Linked DNA regions of Homo sapiens: regions 1, 2 and 3 are each linked to region 4. The links are chromatin loops, found by intact Hi-C in ENCODE. Cell type or tissue: mammary epithelial cell. All regions are shown on one strand. Links, peaks and the distances in the headings refer to the core of each region. The heading gives the core; the rest is flanking DNA.

Region 1 (5,921 bases), core at 303-5,302, 1.3 Mb after region 4:
CATAATAGTTCTAAAAAGGAAGCATAATTCCTCTGGACTGCACTATGAAAGAGCCATGGACCATTAGCCTTTCTAAACTTATTTACTTTTCTCATCTAAAGGTTTAACATGCCCTAAGTACTGCTCCCAATGAAAGTTGTTGAAGAATAATGCTCTGGTTACAGTCAGTAGTATGTGGTTTACATAAAGTCGGTTGAACCTGAATGTGTATTTATAAGAACTTGCCTTAGAATTAAATATTCTCCTCAACTTTAGGAAGATGTACCCTAATGTTATTATTATTATTGTTATAAATGAATGTAGAATGTGGAGAACAAATTAATATGTCTCAAAAGATTTAAAAATATTTATAATTATTAATGTAGTAATTCTACCTCAAGAAATATATATTAAGAAAGTTATTATCAATCATTGATAAGCACAAAGTTTTGTGCTAAAAATATATACACCATAATATTATGTATAATAGTGAAAAACTGAGAAGCAATGTATAATAATGTGAGGTAGTTTGTGTACTTTATAGCTTATACAGCAGAATACCATGATTCAATAAAAATACTCTTTTACATAGCAAAACATATTATTATTTATATAGCTTTAGAAAATGACTGAAAGTACCTGTCTTAGTGTGTTCAGGCAGCTGTGACAAAAGTACCATAAACTGGGTGACTTATAAACAATAGGAATTTATTTCTAACAGCTCTAGAGGCTGGCAAGGCCAAGATCAAGCAGATGTGGTGCCTGCTGAGTGCCTGTCTCTCGTAGACAGCCTTCTTCTCATTCTAAGCTCACATGGCAGAAGGGACAAAGGTGTTCTCTTTGGCCTATTTTATAAGGACATTAATCCCATTCATGGGCTCCACGTTCATGACCTAATCACCTCACAAAGACCCCACCTCCTAGTATCATCACTTCTTTGGGGTTAGAATTTCAGCAGATACATTTTCAGGAGACACAAACATGCACACCATAGCAGAATAAAAGTTTATTAATGATTTTCTGTAGAAAATTAGGGAGGTTTTAATTTTCTTGTAATGGTCTTCTATAATTTCTATATTTTCCAAAATCAATGATAGTAGTAAATAAATATTATAAAATGTTTCTTTGTTAAGTATCAACTTTCATATTAAGGTGCTTTGGCACAAAGTCATGTAATGATAATTCAGTACTTTAAATGTACATAGCAAAGTTACATTAATTACATTTTCATATTAGCAGACTTTGAGTCGGTTGTGATTAATTATAATAAGTGCCTAAGAACTAATGTATTCATTTAGAAAATGAATTATGCCATGCATTTCTCATCACTAAAAGAGTTTAGAGTTTTGAAAGTGGCTGTAGGAGAGTTTTATCAAAGATGAAGGAATAAGATTTCTCTTAACTGCTCCATCAACTCTTCCTCTTAGAAACCATTTCAGCTCTCCAGAGGCCTACAAAGTCTTCTGTATTATGTGATCTCTTGGGCTTTAGATTGCTTCTAGATTACTCTTTCAATAAACTAAAACACTGCTTCTTGGAATTACAAATTTCAGATGAAAACAACGTGAACAAGGTAATAGCTTTTAGTTCTGCACAAAATATAAGTTCAGTTCTATTCTTATGTCCCTGTGCTTGGCTTGGTTTAATGCTCTGCTCTCCCCATCCTGAAATTCTTGAAACTTTTTTGAACACAGTGCCAAGCATTTTTATTTTCCACTAGGCTCTCAGTTAGTAAATGGTCCTATATATTCTGAGGATTCTTTGTTAGGTTGTATCAAAATGCATGAAGTTTAAAAGTATCAGAATGAAAACACTGGCTTGTTCAGTACTGAATCATTGCTCCTTTGCCCTTCAAGGGCTAAAGGGATAAGGATATGTAGAGTTGTATATAGCTAGGAACATTAAGTCCCTCCGAATTAGCAGTTTATGATATTTGACTGACTGCCCTGCCTTCTATGACAATATGAGAGGACAGCTCAACTGATTTAAGAAACCTCTTCAAAAGTAATGCAGCCTTTTGCAATATATATTTTTCCTGAGCCTGATCATACTTCAGAATTTAGCTCTTTAAGCACAATTATAGAGAATGAATATTTTGCATGACTGCATCAATGCTTCTGGGTAAAACACATCAAAGAGGAATAAGTTCTGTCGCTGAGGTAAAGGGTTCTCTTTTTTTTTTCTTTTTCTTTTTTTGAGATGGAGTCTCACTCTGTTGCCCAGGCTGGAGTGCAGTGGCGCAATCTCAGCTCACTGCAAGCTCCGCCTCCCGGGTTCAAGCGATTCTCCTGCCTCAGCCTCCCGGGTAGCTGGGACTACAGGCGTGTGCCACCACACCTGGCTAATTTTTTGTATTTTTAGTAGAGACGGGGTTTCACCGTGTTAGCCAGGTTGGTCTGGATCTCCTGACCTCGTGATCTGCCTGCCTCAGCCTCCCAAAGTGCTGGGATTACAGGCATTAGCCACCACGCCCAGCTGAGGTAAAGGGTTTTCTAAGTTAGCACCTGCCGATGTTCTAAAGACTGTGTAGAGGAAAAAAACTAGGTTATCCCTGTCTGAATAGTTAACTTTTTAGAGTCTGCCATGAAGTTATTTGAATGAGAACTTTTATCTCAGTTTCAAAAAGGAGAAAATGTGGGTCCAAATAAATCATGTGTCGGAAACTTACTCTGATATCATGAAATAGGGATTTTCCATATCGCTCTTTGTATCGTTTCCTTATGGTCAGCAGGTCTATTTCACTTCTGGCAATGAGAATCCTGATTACAGTTTTATTATGGAAACCAAAGTCCTAAAAGATACAGAAAAGTGGGAGAAATGAGAAGACAGCATCCTAAAAGTCAGTCTGTCCCAAGTGGACACACCCCTTTTCTGTAGTCATTTTCTCTTCTTCCTGAGTTCTTCCAACACTGGCATCACTGGCCACACAGGCTGTGGTTCAGATCCTGAGTCATTTCTGTCACTTCTCCCTCTCCCTTACCGCATGCTGACAGTGAATTATTCTCTTCTATTTTCTGAATGCCTTGTGCTCTCTATTCCAGTGCCACGACCTTGACTCTGACCCTTATCATTTCACCCTGATTCTGCAATAGTTGCTCCCCCTTTCTAGCCTTGTTAACCTTCACACCGTCCCACTCACACTGCATTATAAACTGCAAATCTGATCCTGTGGTCCTTCCTGGTAAGAATTCTTCCTTGGAGGGGAAGACATTCTCAGCTCTGTCAGATGGACATTGATTTGTCTAAGACAGCAGTAACATTTTAATTTTATTTTCTTGTCATCATTGATAAATTATAAAAAATTAGAATTCTAGGTGATTCAAATATTTGCCGGTTTAAATTCAAATGCAGAAAAATACAAAATCAATGTCTGTATGCTAGCCCCAGAAATACTGCACCCTAACAAATCAGTTTCAAATTGTCTTTCCAAACAGAGTAATCGTGACATCTAGTGGCCAGAAAACAGAATCTGATTTTTGAAGACAATGTTTTGAATGTATATTACTAATAAACTTTTCATAATTTGAGGTGGTTAAAATGAATGATCTAACAAGTATTCAAACTTAAAATGTAGATCGTTCACTTTAGAGTTCACTGGAGGAGAACACAGAATATATCTTTGGTTCAGGGGTGATTAAAGCAGCTTTTTGACAAACATTTGACATTTGAGGTCTTCAGGTATCAAAAATTACATTACTTGAATATACAATCCTTCTCCGTACCTACAAACCATTTGTGAATACGCATATCTTCCTATTGCCTTATAACACATACACAGCAAAAATACAGTTTTCATGTACTATTAGAATAAGTAGCCTTGAATTTGTGCATAATTGGAATCAAGGTAATTGTAGTTATTTTCCCATAATCATTCACAAGTGAAGCTTCATACTGTTGTTGTAGTGGTTGGTTCTTTGAGAAGGAAACAATTGAAATCATCCTATAGCATTTCCAAATACACTATTTCAAATAAATGTTTAACCAAATCAACTGTTTCTCCTAGAAAATAGAATAGGAGAGAAGCAAGACTGTGAGCATTGATCTTCCTTTTGTGTTCTGGGGTTATCCAGGTTCTTCCTTTGCATAAATGAGAAAATACACTGCAGAAGATATATAATAACATACTCCTGACTATTAACATATTTTCCCAGCATGCTGGCTACTTTTAAGAAGTATATCTGTTAAATTTACCTTGAGGATAAAACTGATGATTAAAATTACTGTATTATTGGATTATTTTTAATCGTTTTCTTTGAGTTTTCAAGGCTACGACATGTATATAATTATCTCTATGAGACTTTCTTTTTCTTTTCTTTTTTCTTTTTTTTTTTTTTTTTTTTCCGAGACGGTGTCTCGCTCTGTCGCCAGGCCGGAGTGCAGTGGCGCGATCTCGGCTCACGCAAGCTCCGCCTCCAGGGTTCAGGCCATTCTCCTGCCTCAGCCTCCCGAGTAGCTGGAACTACAGATGCCTGCAACCACGCCCGGCTAATTTTTTGTATTTTTAGTAGAGACGGGGTTTTACCGTGTTAGCCAGGACAGTCTAGATCTCCTGACCTCGTGATCCACCCGCCTCGGCCTCCCAAAGTGCTGGGATTACAGGCATGAGCCACTGCGCGCGGCCGAGACTTTCTTTTTTTGTTTCATGTAGATATGGATAAGGAGTGCATTATGTGATGATGCACTTAAGTGTTTGTTTTTTAAAAAAATGAACGCTCCAGGCCGGGCGCGGTGGCTCACGCCTGTAATCCCGGCACTTTGGGAGGCCGAGGCGGGCGGATCACGAAGTCAGGAAATCGAGACCATCCTGGGTAACACAGTGAAACCCCGTCTCTACTAAAAACACAAAACAAAATTAGCCGGGTGTGGTGGCGGGTACCTGTAGTCCCAGCTACTTGGGAGGCTGAGGCAGGAGAATGGCGTGAACCCGGGAGGCAGAGCTTGCAGTGAGCCGAGATCGCGCCACTGCACTCCAGCCTGGGCAGCAGAGCAAGACTCCATCTCAAAAAAAAAAAAAAAAAAAAAAAAAAAAAATTAATGCTCCAAAGTATGTGCGACTGAATAACACACTGAAGTATGAAAAACATTCCCATTTAATTACAAAAATAGATTTAGAGTTTATGGTTTTCTAGTTATCACTTTAAATACTTTTTGAAAATAGCACAATGTTCAAAAATATCCATTGACATAATTTCGTGTATTGAAACTTCACGAACGTGGCAATTGCTTGCTGAGAGTTTGTAATATTTTGACATTTTCTGCTTAATGCCATATGTTTTGTACTTGCATAAGTCTGATGTGGGGGTCTTTGGAAACATACAAAAACATTTGAATTTACCAGTTTCTGCAGATATTAAATAATCTCTAAAGTGCACAGGGAGATACACCCCAAATATGGTTCCCTAAATTTGATACAGAAAGCAGAACATTATTTTTATCTGATATGTCTTATTTTTGGTGTCTAAACCAGTTTTTCTCACTTGGGTGTATTTTCTTTGTACATACAAGTTCAAAAATGGTAATGAACATTTAAATGATGGAAGTAAAATTAATCCTTTGAGAAAACAGACACAATTTCTGGAGAAATTTTAAAAATATATGTCTTACTTACATGAATTGCACTATATAATCTATAAGCAAAATAGGCTGGTTTGTCTCGAACACAGAGAACTAGGAGAAATCAGAGAGAGAAGAAGAAACATTGAGAGTGAAAACATATATTTTCGTCAGAATTTGAGAAACAATAACACTTTTCCTGTTACAATTCTTACATTGTATTGTAAGGTCAACACTTAGAATAATGGTAACACTATAAGCCACAGGAAAAAAATATAAAGCAACAACATTATAATGAGTCATGCAGATTTTCACTTGGTCTATTTCTATCTGTTGGAACTCTTGTTAGTTCCTTCATGTAGCCTAATGAAGAAAACTTTATCATCTTC
Region 2 (5,921 bases), core at 266-5,265, 460 kb after region 4:
ATACAGAATTGTTCCATCAGCACAAAGGAACTCCCTCATTCTACCCCTTTGCATCCTCCCTCTGTCCGCTGTTCATAATCCCTGGCCACCACTAATCTGTTCTCCATCTCTACACTTTTGTCATTTCCAGGATGTTCTATAAATGGAGTCATACAGTATGTAACCTTTTGACATTGACTTTTTCACCCAGCATAATGTCCTTAAGACCCACCCAGTTTGTCGCATGTATCCATAGTTTATTCCTTTGCGTGGCTGAATAGTATTCCACCGTATGGATATGCCAGAGTTTGCTTAACCATTTGCCCTTTGAAAGACATTTGGATTGTTCACAGTTTTTTTGCTATTACAAATAAAGCTACTATCAGCATTCATATACAGACTTATTCTCTGTGTATATGAGCATAAGTTTTCATTTCTCTGGGATAAATGCCCAAGAGGATATGATTGCTAGGTTATGTGGCAAATGCAGATTTAGTTTTATGAAAAACTGTCAAGAAATTTTCCAGAGTAGATGTACATTTTAAACTTCCACCAGCAGTATAGGAGGGGTCCAGTTTTCCCACATCCTCGCCAGTAACAAACTTTTTAGATGAGTAAGTGAACATGAAAACATTGTGAGATGACAAAGGCCACATATAGACTGGGCAAAGTATGTGAAAGGAGATATTTGGCTTGTATATGATCCTCAGACCACTTTTTCAGGAGAGATGGCAGCAACATTTGCTGTAATATAAATTTCCCCTGCTTTTATCAGCCTGTAGCCATGAATCAGCAGTGGCTTCAAGTGTTAGAAAACTCAACTACAGCCATTTAAGCACATGGGGCTATTTTCCTCACAGAACAAGAGATGCAGAAATCAGCGACTGCGGAGGCTTAAAGATGATGGCTGCTGCTGCTGTTGCTTCAGGAATCATGTTCACATTCCTCCAGGAAGAAGACAGAAGGAGAAAAGGCAGTGTTTCTATCACAGAAAAAAAAATTGTTTTTTTTTTTTTTTCAGGAACACCACTAGTGTTCTGTTTTGGTCATGTTGCCCAGAACACTGCCTCAGATCCCCTCATGGCTGGAACAACATGGTAGGGAGAAGGGCCTTGGAATGCTGACTGGGTCAGGAATTCACTATTATCTGCCACAGGGGACCGTCAACATTAATGGTCAACCTTTGCCAGCTTAAGGCTTCCCCCAGTGATGCATGGCCTCATCTTATTGTAATGTCCTCCATCGTAAAGCATTTCTGGGTATTTCTATGGGGTATCTCACTTGTGCTTATAAGCAAAGTCCGGTCCCACTGCTCAACACCATTGTTCTCTGCAGGTCCTTGTGAGGTACAATGTTATCTGCAGGGCCCTCCCCTCCCCTAAGCTTCCGCCCTGGTCCTCTGGTTGTCACCATGGAGGAACTAGAAAGTTCACGCAGTTGGGGCTGCATTCCTTGCCAAAGTGGGGAGAGAGCTCTCCCCCCTGCTTTGGGCACTCTTTGTCATGCTCTGTGCCATGCGTTTCATGACTACCTTTCTGAACCCATTTCCTCACTTGAGCTTATGAACGTTCACTCTTCATTGGTTCATACATTGTCCATGGGGCTGGACAGGTGACCAGACACAAGGCCATCCGTTCCACTGATAATGTCTTTCTCATTCTTACATTCCCACAAAAGTACAACCTAACATGCCATTTCTTCTTTTCTTTTTTTTCTTTCTTTCTCCTTTCTTTCTTTCTTTCTCTCTCCTTCCTTCCTTCTCTCTCTTTCTTTCTTCTTCCTTTCTCTCTCTCTCTCCTTCCTTCCTTCTTTCTCTCTTTCTTTCTTTCTTTCTCTCTCTCTCTCTCTCCTTCCTTCGTTTCTTTTTATTTTTCTTTCTTTCTTTTTTTGAGATAGTCTTGCTCTGTCACCCAGGCTGGAGTGCAGTGATGCAATCTTGGCTCACCACAGCCTTGATCTCCTGGGCTCAAGCAATCCTCCCACCTCAGACTCTTGGGTAGTTAGTACTACAGGCGCCACCACACCCAGCTAATTTTGGTAGAGACGGGATCTCCCTATGTTGGCCTGGCTGGTCTTGAACTCCTGGGCTCAAGCAATCTGCCCGCCTCAGCCTCCCAAAGTGCTGGGATTATAGGCATGAGCCACCGTGCCTGGCCTAGCATGCTCTTTGCGTGGCAAACCAGCTCATGCAAATAAACAGCTGTGTAGGGGACTTCGCCAGCCTCACCTGTCCAGACGTGAATCTCAGTGTAAGCTAAGAAAAGACCAACTGTGCACACTGTCTTCCTATTGGATCGCCTGTGTGAATTCAGTTGGTCTGACTGAATCACTAACTCCGTCCTCCCTCACTGCTCACTGTTTCTTTCCCTGGTGTTTGTTTATGTTACAATTAAAAATGACTGTTTTCCAATCAAGGATGTAGACCCAGTTAGAGCTTCTTTAGATTCCAGTGGGACAAAGGAAGCTCCCTGTTTTATACTTGGTCTTACCCAAAAGGACAAGAAGTGATCCCTCCTCTTTTCATTGCTGCCTTTTTGGCTTAGCGCATGCAACAGCAGTTGGGATGTGTGTTAGTTACCACGAAAATGCCAGTTGCTATAACAAAGAACCTGATAGAACAGAGATTTAAGCAAGAGAGAAGTTTATTCTCTCTCAGGTCTCAAAGCTGATATGGGACCTCTACCATGTCAAACATCCAGCCACCCATGCTGTTGTTACTCTGCCATACTCAACACACAGCTCCAATCCCTGTGTCCAGTATGGCTGCTCTGGCTCTCACCATCATGTCTATAACTAGCCAGCAAGAAGGTGGAAAGTAGAATAGAAGGAAATATTTTTTTCCTTTTATGGGCATGACCAGGAAGTTCCCACACAATTTTTGCTTAAATCCTGTTAACCTGACTTTAGAAGCATGGCCCTACTTAGCTGTAAGGGAGGTGAGGCTGGGAAGTATGGTCTTTATTCTGGATATTCTGTTATCACAACAGAATTATACACTTTCAGCATCTAGCAGAATCAGGTACAATGTCCTCTAGATTTGGGGCCAGACAGGAATGCTACAATTTTGGGTGGTGGTTCTCAACCAGGGCAATTTTGCTCCCCTCTACCCCACTCCGCCCCCATCCCCTTCTAGGAGACATTTGGCAATGTCTGGAGATATCATTGTTTGTCACAACTGTGAGGATGTACGTTACTGGCATCTAGTGGATAGATGCTGCAAATATTCTGTGGTGCACAAGACAACCCCCAACAACAACAAAAATTATACATCCTAAAATGTCAATATTGTTGAGTTTGAGAAATCCTGCCTTAGGAATCTATCTTTACAAAGTCTTAGCCCACCACATGTTAATCTCTCTCAGCTTTCATTTGTGGCTTTTCCAATACAATTTCTGAGATTCAGGCATATCAATGTGCTTCCAATAAATCAGAACTGTAAGACACTGTTAGCTCTGTTTGCCATAGGTCATTTTAACAAGAAAATGAAACTTTTTTGACCCCTATCCATAGTTCCACGACCACCATTACTTACCCAGCTTTAGTTCTGAAGAGAAAGGTTTCCTTCTTTGGGTTTTCTGAAGCTATTTAATAATATACAATAACCCACTAATCCAGAGTAAAGAAGAAATCTGTTCAATTAAAGGCAAGTGTAATTGTGTATAATTAATCATAGTCTTCTTAAGGGAAATAAACATAATTTGTTTTTAGTAAGAAGGAATCTATAATTATTCGGTGACAGAGGAAAAACCATTCATTAATATATCATGTTTACTTTGAATGTAGTGAAATGCATTGTAGTTTTTGCTGTTAGTTTTAGGCATGAAAAACTGTGTGTTAAATCTTGTCATTTCTGGTTCTGATAATCTGCTTTGATGACAGATTAAAAATGCAGTTTGTCATATCAGGACATTAATCTTAAATAATCTACCTGAGAGAACAGTACCAAACCCTCCGGAGAGGTTTCCAACATGAGATGGTGACACTTCTTAATAAGCTCAGGATTAGTGATGTAACTTGTCACTGGTTCAGCTGGAAAAAGTAGAAAAATGACACAGTTGCTGCAGTGACCACTCAGGAGTTGTGTTCTATAAATCTGGAAAATCAACTTCTGGAAATTCTCCCCTGAGATGAAGATGTACTGTGTGTCAGCCATGCATCACAGAAATCTTTCATTATTTTAGGTTGTTATTTAGACATCATATATTTTTCTTGTGGACAGACACAAGCATACTGTTCTTCATTTCCTATTCTTCCGGATCTGAGCACTTTCCTTTTGGGTTCATAGGACTTTGTAATTAACTCTCTTAAAACATCATTTCACAGGGAGTCACGTGCTACCTTTGCATTTTTATTCCATTTCTACCTATTTTATTTTTCATATCTTTGTTATTTGCCTTTCCAATGAGACAGTGTCTTGAAGAAAATGTTTATTTCTTTTATTTTGTTTATCCCACAACATTTAGTACAATTCCTTATATGTACTTATATGTACATCGTTATTGATTGTCGTGTTTTCCTTTTGTTTAATATCATGGCTATAACTGTGCTCTTGTCACGAGTAGACTTAAAAACCATTGTAAGACTGCATGCAATTACACTGTTATTATTATGATGGAATACAAAAGAATTTGGAACACAAAAGAGTAGAAAGGCCGGGCGCGGTGGCTCACGCTTGTAATCCCAGCACTTTGGGAGGCCGAGGTGGACGGATCACGAGGTCAAGAGCTCGAGACCATCCTGAGCAACATGGCGAAACCCCGTCTCTTTTAAAAATACAAAAATTAGCTGGGTGTGGTGGTACATGCCCGTAGTCCCAGCTACTTGGGAGGCTGAGACAGGAGAATTGCTTGAACCCGGGAGGCGGAAGTTGCAGTGAGCGGAGATTGCGCCACTGCACTCCAGCCTGGCGACAGTGGAAGACTCCATCTAAAAAAAAAAAAAAATTGTAGAGAATAAAAGATCGGAATGTTGTGTGACTGTGATGTATTTTAGGTAGGGAACTAAACACACATATGTATATTAAAACAATATACAGAACTTTAACTTGTTAATAATCTCTCTCTGCTTTCATTTTGTGCTTTTCTAAGAAAATTTCTATTGTATCAGCAGATATAACAAATGATCTACCTGGTAAGATCATTTAATGCAAAATGTGTCTGAAATATTAAGCTTATGTGGCAATGAATGAAAACTTTTTAATATCCTTGCTCATTTGTGACATAGAAGAACATGCAGAGCCTTTGGCATCCAGGCAAAGACTCAAGCCCCTTGTCACACTTCACCACTTACTGTGTGTCTGTGAGCAAATTACTGTAACCTCAACTAGCTTCATTTTCATTGTGTGTAAAATGGAGATTATGATACCTTCCTTTGAAAAATTAAATTAAATAAATTATCATATACATCACCTAGCACACTGCCTGGCAGTGTCAGAGTTCTTGGGACACAAGCAATAGAAACCCACCCCGCCAAACTTAAATGAGAAAAGCCCATTTATTAGAATAATACTGGGGACCTCACAGAATCAAGGAAGAGTTAAACAACTCAGTTTCAGAACTGGGGGACTCTGGGCATCTTCGCAGCAGGAAGTCCTGACAGCTTTCTGGGTACAACATCTCCATGGATGACTGGGCTCATCTTCAACCACTCTTGGTTCTTCTTAAGATGTATATTTTTAGGAGAAAGATGCTTATTTCTCTGGACTAGGTTACCTGATTTTTCAAAGGCTGGAGGGTTGGGTTAAGTCACTGGCAGCCTCACTAGATCATCAGGAAAGTGGGAGTGGAATTCTCTAGCCACTGGACTCCAGCCTGGGTGACAGAGTGAGACTCTGTCTAAAAAAAAAAAAAAACCAAAACAACAAACAACAACAACAACAACAAAAACAGCCTTCTATGGCTTTCTATTTTCTTTAAGATAAACACCGAAATCTGCAATGTGTC
Region 3 (5,921 bases), core at 305-5,304, 370 kb after region 4:
AGGTCAGGAGTTCGAGACCAGCCTGGCCAACATGGTGAAACCCCACCTCTACTAAAAATACAAAAAAGTAGCCGGGCATGGTGGCGCGTGCCTGTACTCCCAGCTACTCGGGAGGCTTAGACAGGAGAATCACTTGAACCTGAGAGGCAGAGGGGTGAGCTGAGATCGCACCACTCCACTCCAGCCTGGGCAACAGTGAGACTCTGTCTCAAAAAAAATACTACTACTACTAATAATAATATACCACATTTTGTAATCAAGGGCCAAAGCATAAACAATTGTGGAGTTTAGAAACAGAATGAAAGAAGAAATCCACATGAAACAATAGAATCATAAGATCTTAAACCTGAATCTGAGGCAAGGCTTCTTGAACTGACAGTGTTCATGCTGGATCTTGAAACATAAATGAGATTACAATATGTCAAGAGAAGACGGAGAGGACTTTCCACTAGTGCGTGTATGTGTGTGCATGCATGTACATGGGCACATGTGTGATGTGGAGCTGGAGGCAAGTAGGAAGCCAGGAAACAGGAGCAAAGATATGGAAATGGGGATATTGTCAGGGAATGATCCTAGCTTGTTCTGTAGATGAAGGGGGAGAATCCAGGGCCTTGAAAGTCAGTGGAGATATTTGGTCTTGTTATGGAAAGCTGAATGCAATAACTGTATATTCTTGAGCAGAGTATGACGTGTGGTTTCTGGTGACTCAGAATATATTTCAAGACCTTTCTCTGTCTCAGCCATCATTACGTTGAATTTTCTATTCTTAAACTTTATAAAAATAATTCCATTCATTTTTTAAAATGTTCTATGTTTAAAGCTCTGAGTCATTTTTCTTGCATTTAATTGTTCTTTCTGTCATTTTGCTGATGGACTGGGCTTTCCATCTATGTTTGTGTCTTGGCAGGGCGGTGACAAATGCTTCCCAAGCTAAAGTCCCTATGTCTACAGCTGGCCAGACAAGTCGGGGAGTGACCATGGTCAGTCCTTCCACGGCAGGAGGGCCTGCCCAGAAGCTCCAGGGAAATGGCGTGGCTGGGAGTCCCAGTGTTGTCCCCGCAGCTGTGGTATCAGCAGCTCACATCCAGACAAGTCCTCAGGCTAAGGTCTTGTTGCACATGACGGGGCAAATGACAGTCAACCAGGCCCGCAATGCTGTGAGGACAGGTAAGGAGGAACCCAGGCCAGAACATATCAGGATAAAGGGCTTACCTGCCTAATAGTAGATCTTTTATGACAGATGTTGAGAAATGTAGATGTAATTTTAATAATGAACAACATTAGGCAAAGTCTACTCAGTGGCACCTTGTATCTGCTTATTTGGGCTAAGCGTGCCCTGCGTATTACTTCAAGCCTGATGGATAGATCTAAAGTCTGAAAGAAATTAGGCTGATCCTAAGAATGTCAATAGTACTTGAAATTTTGACTTCTATAGTTGAGATCATATGATCTCAAATCTCACTACTACCATCCATGTGACATTGCGTGATACTCTACTAACGGGTGTGCTGATCATTTCTGATTAACTTAAGCACAAGTCTACCTTGGACCCTATGGGATCTTAAACAGCTTTCTTAGTTCTGTAGCACTGAAAACCTTCCCAAGAGTCTTGGGTAACTAATGGGATGAGGGGTAAACTAAAGGCTTGTGAACTCTATCAGAAAAACAGAAAAAAGGAAAATGATTCATAAGAAAAGGGAATGAATAATAGGAAAAGGACTAGAGGGAGACATCGCTTGACACTGTAGAATACCATCAAGAACTGGCTCAGTGTCTCTAACACTGTGGAGAGGCTGTCTCCTAAGTAAAGGGACTTGGGTCAAAACTGAGCTTCCAGGCACTCAGTAGACTCAAGGGCTGACCTGGAAGGACAATAGATAGTGTCTGGGGATCCAGCTAAGATTAAGTGCTTTTAGGCCACCGTCCATCCCATCTTTATTGTAATAAATACAATAGCAGCCTTTCATCATGGTCTGATGCAGTGAAATGACTCATGTTTTGGTGAGCAGCATCTATTAGATAGTTGAATTTTGCTGTGTTCCCTCTTCCCATCTACTAGTTGCAGCGCACAACCAGGAACGCCCCACGGCAGCAGTGACACCCATCCAGGTACAGAATGCCGCCGGCCTCAGCCCTGCATCTGTGGGCCTGTCCCATCACTCGCTGGCCTCCCCACAACCTGCGCCTCTGATGCCAGGCTCAGCCACGCACACTGCTGCCATCAGTATCAGTCGAGCCAGTGCCCCTCTGGCCTGTGCAGCAGCTGCTCCACTGACTTCCCCAAGCATCACCAGTGCTTCTCTGGAGGCTGAGCCCAGTGGCCGGATAGTGACCGTTCTCCCTGGACTCCCCACATCTCCTGACAGTGCTTCATCAGCTTGTGGGAACAGTTCAGCAACCAAACCAGACAAGGATAGCAAAGTAAGACCATACTTACTTACTGTTTCTCTGCTTTACTTACTTCCCTGTTTTTCTTCTTATGTTGTGTCTGTCATTTTTAGCTAATGAGAGGACTCACTGTTCAACAAACCCTCAGGTGCTCCCTACGTGTGAGTCACTATGCCAGGTGCTAGGAGTAGAGTGGGGAAGAAACGCAGGCACCACCCCATCCTCTTATCTAGAGCTCATGTTTCTCTGTGTTTAAACGCCCACTACTTGCCAGACTCAGTGCTGCATGTTAGAGGGACCACAGTGAATGAGACTTAGTCACTCCTCCTTGTGCAGCTTACAGTCTCGTGGAGGAATTTCCTTTTCCCTTTAGTTACTCATTCTTTCATCATTTTGCTGTCCTCAAGTCTTCCTGCTCAGTGAGTCTTGCTTGATAAGAGTTCTGTTAAAAATATATATGTGTGAGGGGGATGAAACTGTTGATCAAAAGTGTTACTTATGGATTTATTTTATCTACAACAGTGGTCCCCAACCTTCTGGGCACCTGGGCACCATGGACCAGTTTCGTTGAAGACAGATTTTCCATGGACCCAGGGGTGGTGGCGGGGAAATGGTTTCAGAATGATTCAAGCTCATTACATTAACTGTGCACTTTATTTCTATTATTATTACAGTGTACTATATAATGAAATCATTATAGAACTCACCATAATGTAGAATTAGTGGGAGCCCTGAGTTTGTTTTCTTGCAACTAGATGGTCCCACCTGGGCATGATGGCAGACAGTGACAGATCCTCAGGCATTAGATTCTCATAAGGAGTGTGCAACCTACATCCCTCGCATGTGCAGTTCACAATAGGGTTCATGCTCCTATGAGAATCTAATGCCCCTGCTGATCTGACAGGAGGCGGAGCTCAGGCAGTAATGCAAGTGATGGGGAGCGGCTGTAAATACAGATGAAGCCTCACTCACTCACCTGCAGCTCACCTCCTGCTGTGCGGCCTGGTTCCTCACAGGCCACAGGCTAGTACTGGTCCATGGCCCAGTACATCTGACCTTAAGCAGCATGGTTCCTTGAGAGGTAAGACTTGAAATATAAGGAAACATTATTTTCTAAATCCATAGTTTTTGGGGTTTTTTTTAATGTCTCATTTGGGGCTGAATTTTAAAGAAAATATAAATGGAAAGTTATATTGGAAAGAATAACCGATGGTTGGGTTTAGAGACAGGTGATTGGAGGCAAGAGAAATTGAGAGTTGTTAAATGTAAAAAGAAAAAGAAGAGATGGTAACGGATCTGGATAATTTTATTGTCATTATTACTTTTTCCTCAATATTTTACACATTTCCCCTGAAGTTCTATACCAGTTCTGGGAAGTTTGAGGGCGATCATAGACTTTTAGCCACCTGGTTAAGTGGTAATGTATGTCGTTCTATTTAAATGGTTAAGGGAGCCTGTAAACAGCAGTTTATAAGGAAATAAACTTTATGGCCTACTAAAAAGTTAATATTTAATTGTTCGGTTAACATGAGAGTTTTTGAAAAAGATTGATATTTGTTCAGTGTTTATAATTAACTACATTAAACTTGCACTCAAGCCAACATGTTCAACTTTGTTAATATATTTATAAATAATTATTTTTATGGTTTAGATTTTAAGGCTTGATGACAATGTGTCTCAGAGCCCTTGCCACTGATAAGAACAGGGACTCTTCAGCTGGGCCCTTCCAATGTAGAATTCACTAAATCTCTAAGGCTTGAAAGGTACTTGTGATAGACAGAATAGTGACTCCCCAAGGATGTCCACCTCCTGATCCCTGGAACTTTTAAAGATGTTTCATTACATGGCCAAAAGGACCTTGCAGGTTTTATTAAATTAATAGCCTTTTGACAAGGTGGTTAGCCTGAATTATCCAGGTGGGCCCAGTGTAAACTCAAGGATGTTCTTAAAAGGGAGGCAGGAAGCTTAGGGCCAGAGAAGGAGACGTGATGGTGAAGCAGAGGTAGGAATGATAGGGAAATGAGACCACAGGTCAAGGAATACAGGAAGCCTCTAGAATCTGGAAAAGACAAGGGAACAGATTCTTCCCCAGTGGCCTCCAGAAGGAACCAGCCCTGCCACACCTTGATTTTAGGACCCGATTTTTACCACAAAGTTTGAGTTAACCTGTTACGGCACCATCTAGTACAGGTCCTTACTGGTCATCCTGTGGAGCACCCATCCCTGACAAATGACCATGGCTTCTGCCTAGGTGCGTGCCCCATTGACCAAGCAGTGCCCTAGCCCAAGACTGCCCTGTGCCATCTTCAGACAGCTGTAACTCAACTCAACCTTCCAACCGTTGTTCTTTATTTTGAGGGCCCACATAGAAAATGCAGATCTCCTTTCTACATGGTGCCCTGAGGTATTTGCAGGTGTGTCCCCTTGTGTCTTTTCTCTAATGCTATACCCTTGAAGTTTTCTTTTCCTATTCCTCATATCACAGATTTCAAATTTTCCCTTATTAAATCTCCTACCTCATTTAGTGTTCCAAGTCCACTAAAGAGACTTCTGGTTGATATAAATTTAGTAATTCCATGATTGTTGTCACTTAATCATGAATCTTCATGACTAGAGTGTCTTTAGTATACATTTCTCCATCACATCTACAAGGATGTCCTGGGAGAACTCACCAGATGCCACATTGAGATTCACCTGCCTTTTACATCATCCTCCCATCCACAGAGTTCTCCCCATTGCTCCATCATTTCTGCTGTGACTTATTGTTAGCGAGTGTCTCCTGGAAGAGTTTTATTTCCCTTTCTAAATGTTCATAAATCTTTTGTTTAATACTGTTTTAGAATTTCCCAGATGGTCTGCAAAGTGCTTTGGTGTCATGTGTTTGAAAATTGGGGCCGGGCGCGGTGGCTTACACCTGTAATCCCAGCACTTTGGGAGGCCAAAGCTGGTGTATCACCTGAGGTCAGGAGTTGAGACCAGCCTGGCCAACATAGTGAAACCCTGTCTCTACTAAAAATACAAAAATTAGCTGGGTGTGGTGGCACATGCCTGTAATCCCAGCTACTCAGGAGGCTGAAGCTGGAGAATCACTTGAACCAGGGAGTCGGAGGTTGCAGTGAGCCGAGATCACACCACTGCACTCCAGCCTGGGCAACAGAGTGAGACTCTGTCTCAGGGGGGAAAAAAAAAAGAAAACTGGGACTTGCACATGCCTTTCCTTGCCTGTTCAGTTGACCCTCATCCCAGATTCACCAGATTATCAAAGGTTATTGGTTGCATTTCTTCTGCTATTTTTCTCTGTACCCTGGAGTGAATTCAGCCTGTTAAGAGTAATCATTTGATCTCTAAATCCCAACTCTTCACTCATTTCCCTCTCGTCAAAGTTTGTTCTTCCCCTCCAGTCTGAAGATTATCCTTCCCTTTCTTCTTGCCATCCAAGAACCACCATCCTCCACAGCGGGTCTGTGTCTTTCTTGTTCTTCTTGTTTCAAACATAACTTTAAAAGAGCTCTTACAAAATTTTTTTTTGTCTT
Region 4 (5,921 bases), core at 558-5,557:
ATTCTCTAATGTTGCTCTATCTAAATTGTATAGAAAAATAGTATCCATAATGTAAGTATTTAGATCCAGCTTAATATACAAAAAAAAATTGATTAAAGTTATTTAACTATTATTTCAATAGAAAGTCTAATATAGCATAATCTAGATGTTATATTGGGGGGTAGTGTTCATATATCTATCTTTACTCATTGACCGTTACTCAGGAGTGGTTAACATGGAATTCAGAATTGAAGCTAGCATTATTAAGCCCCCTAAAATATTAATGTAAAGTTTGGCAGTATGTATGTTGGTGCATTTTCTTCAGTAAAACCACGTATATTTCCTTGGATTCTCAAAAGTATAATATTTTCAATCTAACAAAGGATAAAAATCACTGCCCTGTAACCAAACCAGCATGGTACTGGTACAAAAATAGACACATAGAACAATGGAAGAGAATAGAGAACTCAGAAATAAACCACATACCTACACGGAACTGATCTTTGAAAAACCTGACAAAAACAAGCAATAGGGAAAGGATTTCCTATTTAATAAATGGTGCTGGGAGAACTGGCTAGTCATATGCAGAAAATTGAAACTGGATCCCCCTTCCTTAAACTTTATACAAAAGTTAACGCAAGATGGATTAAAGATGTAAATGTAAAACCCAAAACTATAGAAATCCTAGAAGAAAATCTAGGCAGTATCGTTCAGGACACAGGCACAAATAAAGATTTCATGATGAAATGCCAAAAGCAATAGCGACAAAAGCAAAAATTGGCAAATGGGATCTAATTAACTAAAGAGCTTTTGCACAGCAAAAGAAACTGTCATCAGAGTGAACAGACAACCTACAGAATGGGAGAAAATTTTTGCAATCTATCCATCTGACAAAGAGCTAATATCCAGAGTCTACAAGGAACTTAAACAAATTTACAAGAAAAAAACAAAAATGTCCATTTTTACGCATTAAAAAATGGGCAAAGGACATAAACAGACACTTCTTAAAAAGAAGACATGCATGCAGCCAACAAACATGAAAAAAAGCTCAACATCTCTGATCATTAGAGAAATGCAAATCAGAACCACAGAGAAATACCATATCACATCAGTCAGAATGGCAATTATTAAAAAATCAAGAAACAACAGATGCTGGCAAAGTTACAGAGAAAAAGGAATGCATTTACACTGTTGGTGGGAGTGTAAATTAGTTTAGCCATTTTGGAAGACAGTGTGGGGATTCCTCAAAGATCTAGAAGCAGGTACACCATTTGACCCAGCAATCCCATTACTGGGTATATACCCCAAAATATATAAATCATTCTGTTATAAAGATACATGCATGCGTATGTTCATTGCAGCACTATTCACGATAGCAAAGACATAGAATCAACCCAGATTTCCATCAGTGATAGACTGGATAAAGAAAACACGGTACATATACACCATGGAATACTATGCAGCCACAGAAAGGAACAAGAACATGTCCTTTGCAGGGACATTGATGGAGCTGGAAGCTGTTATTCTCAACAGACTAACACAGGAACAGAAAACCAAACACCTCATGGTATCACTTATAAGTGGGAGCTGAACGATGAGAATACATGAACACATTGGTGGGAACAACACACATTGGGGCTTTTGAGGGATGTGGAGGAAGGGAGAGCATCAGGAAGAATAGCTAACGGATGCTGGCCTTAATACCTGGGTGATGAGTTGATCTGTGCAGCAAACCACCATGGCACACATTTACCTATATAACAAGCCTGCACATTCTGCACATGTACCCTGGAACTTAAAAGTGAAGGAAAAAAAAATCACTGCCTTAACTATTGTGATTCTTTGGCAGTATATACCTAATTTTATAAAATTTTCTCTTTGACATATTTAATGATAAAAATTGTAGTACCAATTGGGATTTAGATATGGAGAACAATATGTGATGATGGGTCCTTTTTTTGGGAGGGCCAAGTAATATAGTGTTAGGTTTTCAGCCATCACGTATGCTATATTGTGAATGAAGTATGTAAGGAAGATCGATTCAGTTTTTTAAAAGGGTAGCAATGTTTTAAGAATTAAAATTCAGTGAAAAATAGAATTAGGGAGATTCTGTCTTGGTTAGGTTGGATAAAATATTTTGAATGTAAATTCTTGTGTATTTCTGTTTCCATCTTTGTCTTATTTTTAGACTTTCCATGCACGCCTGTAAGGCTCCCCACAGGGTGTACACACTCATTGCTTCTGGCTACCTTGTTCTTATTCTTAGATATTCTTATAAAAGCATTATGGCAATACTAGTTAAGAAAATTTATTCAAATACAAATACTTTTATACTATTGGTTCTTCAAAGATAAGGTTTTGAGACATTAAATATGAATTTGATAAGATTTGGCCATGATATATCTTTAGGCTGTATAAAACTGTGTGAAATTACTCTATTCAAAATATGAAACTAAGTCATTTAATACTTTCCTAGCATACATTAAATCCTTACTAATAAGTCAGCATAAAGATGAAAATATGTTTGTTATTGATCAAGAGTAGGCAGACATCAAGAGTAGGCAGACTGGTGGTTTCATGTGTTTGTAAGCCTCGCCTCACTATTTGGTGAAATTTTGAGTTTCGTCATTTGGTGGCACTGCTGCTTAATTTTTCAGCACATGGCAAAATTGACACGTGAAGTAGAAACAGTTTTACAGCGATAATTGAAAACCTTTTGTGACAATAAAAGCAATGTTGAAAAGCCTTAAATTTATGAACCTTGTGAGAAAAATGGCTAAGAAAAAAAAAGCTTCTAAAGCATTTCTTTTAAAACTGAATTATGAAACTTTCAGGTCAATGTTTTATCTTTTTTTTTGCACATTTTTATATTTAAAACTGTGGTTAAACTTTGAAAGACTGTGCTTTGTTTGTTTTGTTTTGTTTTGAAACAGGGTCTTGCTCTGTCACTCAGGCTGGAGTGCCGTGGTGTGAACATGGCTCTCTGCAATTTCGACCTGCTGGGCTCAAGGGATCCTCCTGCCTCAGCCTGTCTATAGCTGGGACCCTTAGCACACGTCACCATACATAAGCTAATGTTCTTATTTGTTGTACAAATGGAGTCTCACTGGTCTGGTGAGACTCCATTTCTACAAGAAAAAAGAAAATTAACTGGGTCTCAAACTCCTGGGCTCAAGTGCTCCTCCTGCCTCAGCCTCCTGAGTGCTGGGATTATAGGTGTGAGCCATTGCACCCAGTGAAAAAGTATGTTTAGAATGAAATATATATTATAGATTTAGCTGGGTGATCAATTGTATAATAAAATTGGGTCATTCTTTGTTCCAAATTTTTATATTTTTCTCTTATATGAAACTTTATATTGTTTTCCTGGCTTAGTTAATTTTTGTGATATGTCATATTTGCTCAACTTTCCGTATAAAAGGCTTAGTGTAATGGTTTATCTTTCAATAATTAGAAGTACATTATCATCTTTTATCTCAAGATGTAGTTAATATTGAAAAGCTTTAAGGTTCTGATTATAAATAATACACCATGATATTTATACAGAAGGCCCAATTCAACTGTACTAATAAGTTACTTAAGTGTATGACATTAGCTTATAATGATGTTGCCACATTTCAGTAGTCATCCTGAACCACCCATAAATTTTCAGTAACTTAGTTGTCTTCTTAAGTTATTGTAAGAGTTAGTAATCTGTCTTTGTTCATTTATTTAGATTCCATGTCTGAATTTGTCTGTTTAGGTTCTTCTAATCTGTTTGGTTTAGTTGACTCAGAGGAGAGATCAGTATGCATTTGATTATAGAACATAAGCATTTACTGAAGGCTGCTGAAGATCATTATTATAAAAGTGCCAATAAATTTGTCTCTCACAATGCTCAAATTTTAATTTCTGATCATGGTTAAGATAGGAGGTTTTTGTTTTTAGTCTGCATTCTAAAGATGAGAAACTTGCATTCTGAAACTTAATACATTTCATCAGGAACTAAAACCAGACTTGTAGTGTTTAAGCCAAATAACCTTATTTAATGGAAACCAAATAAATAACAATTGCTACTATTTATTAGGTACACAGATGTGTACTTTACGTAAATTATCTCATGCAATCCCTATAGCAGAGAGGCAAAGAGTACAGCATTTCTATTTTAGAGAAAAACTGTGAGGTTCAGAGAGGATAAAAACAATGAAAAATCACAGGACTGGTGAGTGTTTTGGGATTTGAATGTACAACTGTCCTACTTTATCTGTGTTTTATGGCCTTCCCGAACAATGAATGGCTGACCATTGGCTGCTCTGCGAAGGCTGTTCTCACTGGTGCCCCTCTTGGCTTTACAGAGTTAGTTCTTTCTATATTTTTTGTTTCATTCTTCCCCAGATCGTTTAGTACTTATCTCTTTATTTTTTTCTCTGTAACATACTGATTGATTTATGTGTTCTTTTTTCTTTTCTAATTTACAGTCCCCTCAGAGAAAATATTGTGTCTAATTCATTTTGGATATCATTATCTAGAACTGTGCTTGGCCTTAATAGGTATTAATATGTATTTTAATTTATTGATAATTTTTGTCAAATATTGTGGATTTGTCTTCTCACAGAAATCGTGTCAGATTGATGTATCGAAATAGCAGGCCAAACGCGGTGGCTCACGCCTGTAATCCCAGCACTCTGGGAGGCCAAGGCAGGCAGATCACGGGGTCAGGAGTTCGAGACCAGCCTGGCCAACATGTGAAATCCCATTTCTACTAAAAATACAAAAATGTGCTGGGCATGGTGGCACATAACTGTAATCCTAGTATGTGGTAGAGAAGTGATTACTGATTTAAATAAAAATAGCAGAATGTGTTCATTCAAAGTATATTTCTTTTAAGTAATCATCTAGAGAAATAACATATTTGTTCTAAAAATACTGCTACTATTCAGAACAACTTTGGAGCTTGTTTTTATTCTCTCAGTGTATGAAACCTTATTTGAATTTATATACTATAGTAATTAAAACAAACAAAGTTTCAAAATATTTAGATATAATCTTTCAAGGTGATAATACTGTTAGGTGAGCTCTAGATATTTTTAAAAGTTATTTGTAGTAACTTTTTTTTTTTTTTTTTTTGAGACAGAGTCTCACTCTGTCGCCCAGGCTGGAGTGCAGTGGCACAGTCTCGGCTCACTGCAACCTCTGCCTCACGGGTTCAAGTGATTCTCCTGCCTCAGCCTCCCGAGTACTTGGGACTACAGGTGTACACCACCATGCCCGGCCAATTTTTTGTATTTTTAGTAGAGAGAGGGTTTCACCATGATGGCCAGACTGGTCTCAAACTCATGACCTTGTGATCCACCCGCCTTGGCCTCCCAAAGTGCTGGGATTACAGGTGTGAGCCACTGCGCCCGGCCTATTTGTAGTAACATCTTAAATATCAGTATACTTTTTCAATAATACTGAACTATGGGACTAAAGCAATGTTTCCATCCTTTTTTGAACAAAATAAATACAGGCATACTTTGTTTTATTGTGCTTCATAAATACTGCATTTTTTACAAATTGAAGGTTTGTGGCAACCCTGCATCAAGCAAGTCTATCAGTGTCATTTTCCCAACAGCTTTTGCTCATTTTGTGTCTTTGTGTCACATTTTTGTAATTCTTGCCATATTTCAAACTTTTTCATTATTGTCATTATATCTTTGATATTACTGTTGTAATTGTTCTGAGGCACCACAGACTTCACCCATATAAGATGGGAAATTTAATTGATGAATGTGTGTGTTCTAATTGCTCCACTGACTGGTAGTTCCCCTGTCTCACTCCTCAGATCTTATTCCCTAAGACAAAATAATATTGAAATTAGGCCACTTAATGACTTACAGTGGCCTCTTAAGTATTCAAGTAAAAGAGTTGCATGTCTGTCACCTGAAATCAAGATTAAGCTTGGTGATGAAGGCATATTGAAA

The links. Hi-C counts contacts between places; a loop is a spot of excess contacts. Peaks named below come from ENCODE experiments on the same cell type or tissue, not always from the same donor. Only the 100,000 strongest peaks of a DNase experiment are listed, where the experiment ranks them.
Region 1: it touches region 4 in a loop (31-fold over the local background); 15 of 110 quality-filtered maps call a loop at or near these places.
Region 2: it touches region 4 in a loop (10-fold over the local background); 84 of 110 quality-filtered maps call a loop at or near these places.
Region 3: it touches region 4 in a loop (9-fold over the local background); 10 of 110 quality-filtered maps call a loop at or near these places.

What each region holds. Positions count from the first base shown.
Region 1 is chr4:168,181,408-168,187,328 of GRCh38, reverse strand. It overlaps ANXA10 (annexin A10), which reads right to left. Exons shown (of 12, transcript NM_007193.5): 10 at 5,588-5,646; 11 at 2,648-2,770. The region is part of intron 2 of LOC105377524 (a long non-coding RNA gene); the gene reads left to right. Among named protein-coding and RNA genes, the nearest start is that of ANXA10, 92 kb to the right of the region's middle. In mammary epithelial cell, for the core only: a CTCF peak has its summit at 3,422 (motif pointing left); no DNase peak of the experiment used is centred there.
Region 2 is chr4:169,022,210-169,028,130 of GRCh38, reverse strand. No RefSeq gene overlaps it. Among named protein-coding and RNA genes, the nearest start is that of CBR4-DT, 15 kb to the right of the region's middle. In mammary epithelial cell, for the core only: a CTCF peak has its summit at 3,188 (motif pointing left); no DNase peak of the experiment used is centred there.
Region 3 is chr4:169,112,769-169,118,689 of GRCh38, reverse strand. SH3RF1 (SH3 domain containing ring finger 1) reads left to right here. Exons shown (of 12, transcript NM_020870.4): 9 at 908-1,167; 10 at 2,060-2,421. Among named protein-coding and RNA genes, the nearest start is that of CBR4-DT, 110 kb to the right of the region's middle. In mammary epithelial cell, for the core only: a CTCF peak has its summit at 2,654; DNase peaks (open chromatin) are centred at 689, 1,999 and 2,629; H3K27ac peaks cover 3,561 bases.
Region 4 is chr4:169,483,030-169,488,950 of GRCh38, reverse strand. All of the region lies in intron 23 of NEK1 (NIMA related kinase 1), which reads left to right. Among named protein-coding and RNA genes, the nearest start is that of NEK1, 130 kb to the left of the region's middle. In mammary epithelial cell, for the core only: a CTCF peak has its summit at 2,621; no DNase peak of the experiment used is centred there; H3K27ac peaks cover 354 bases.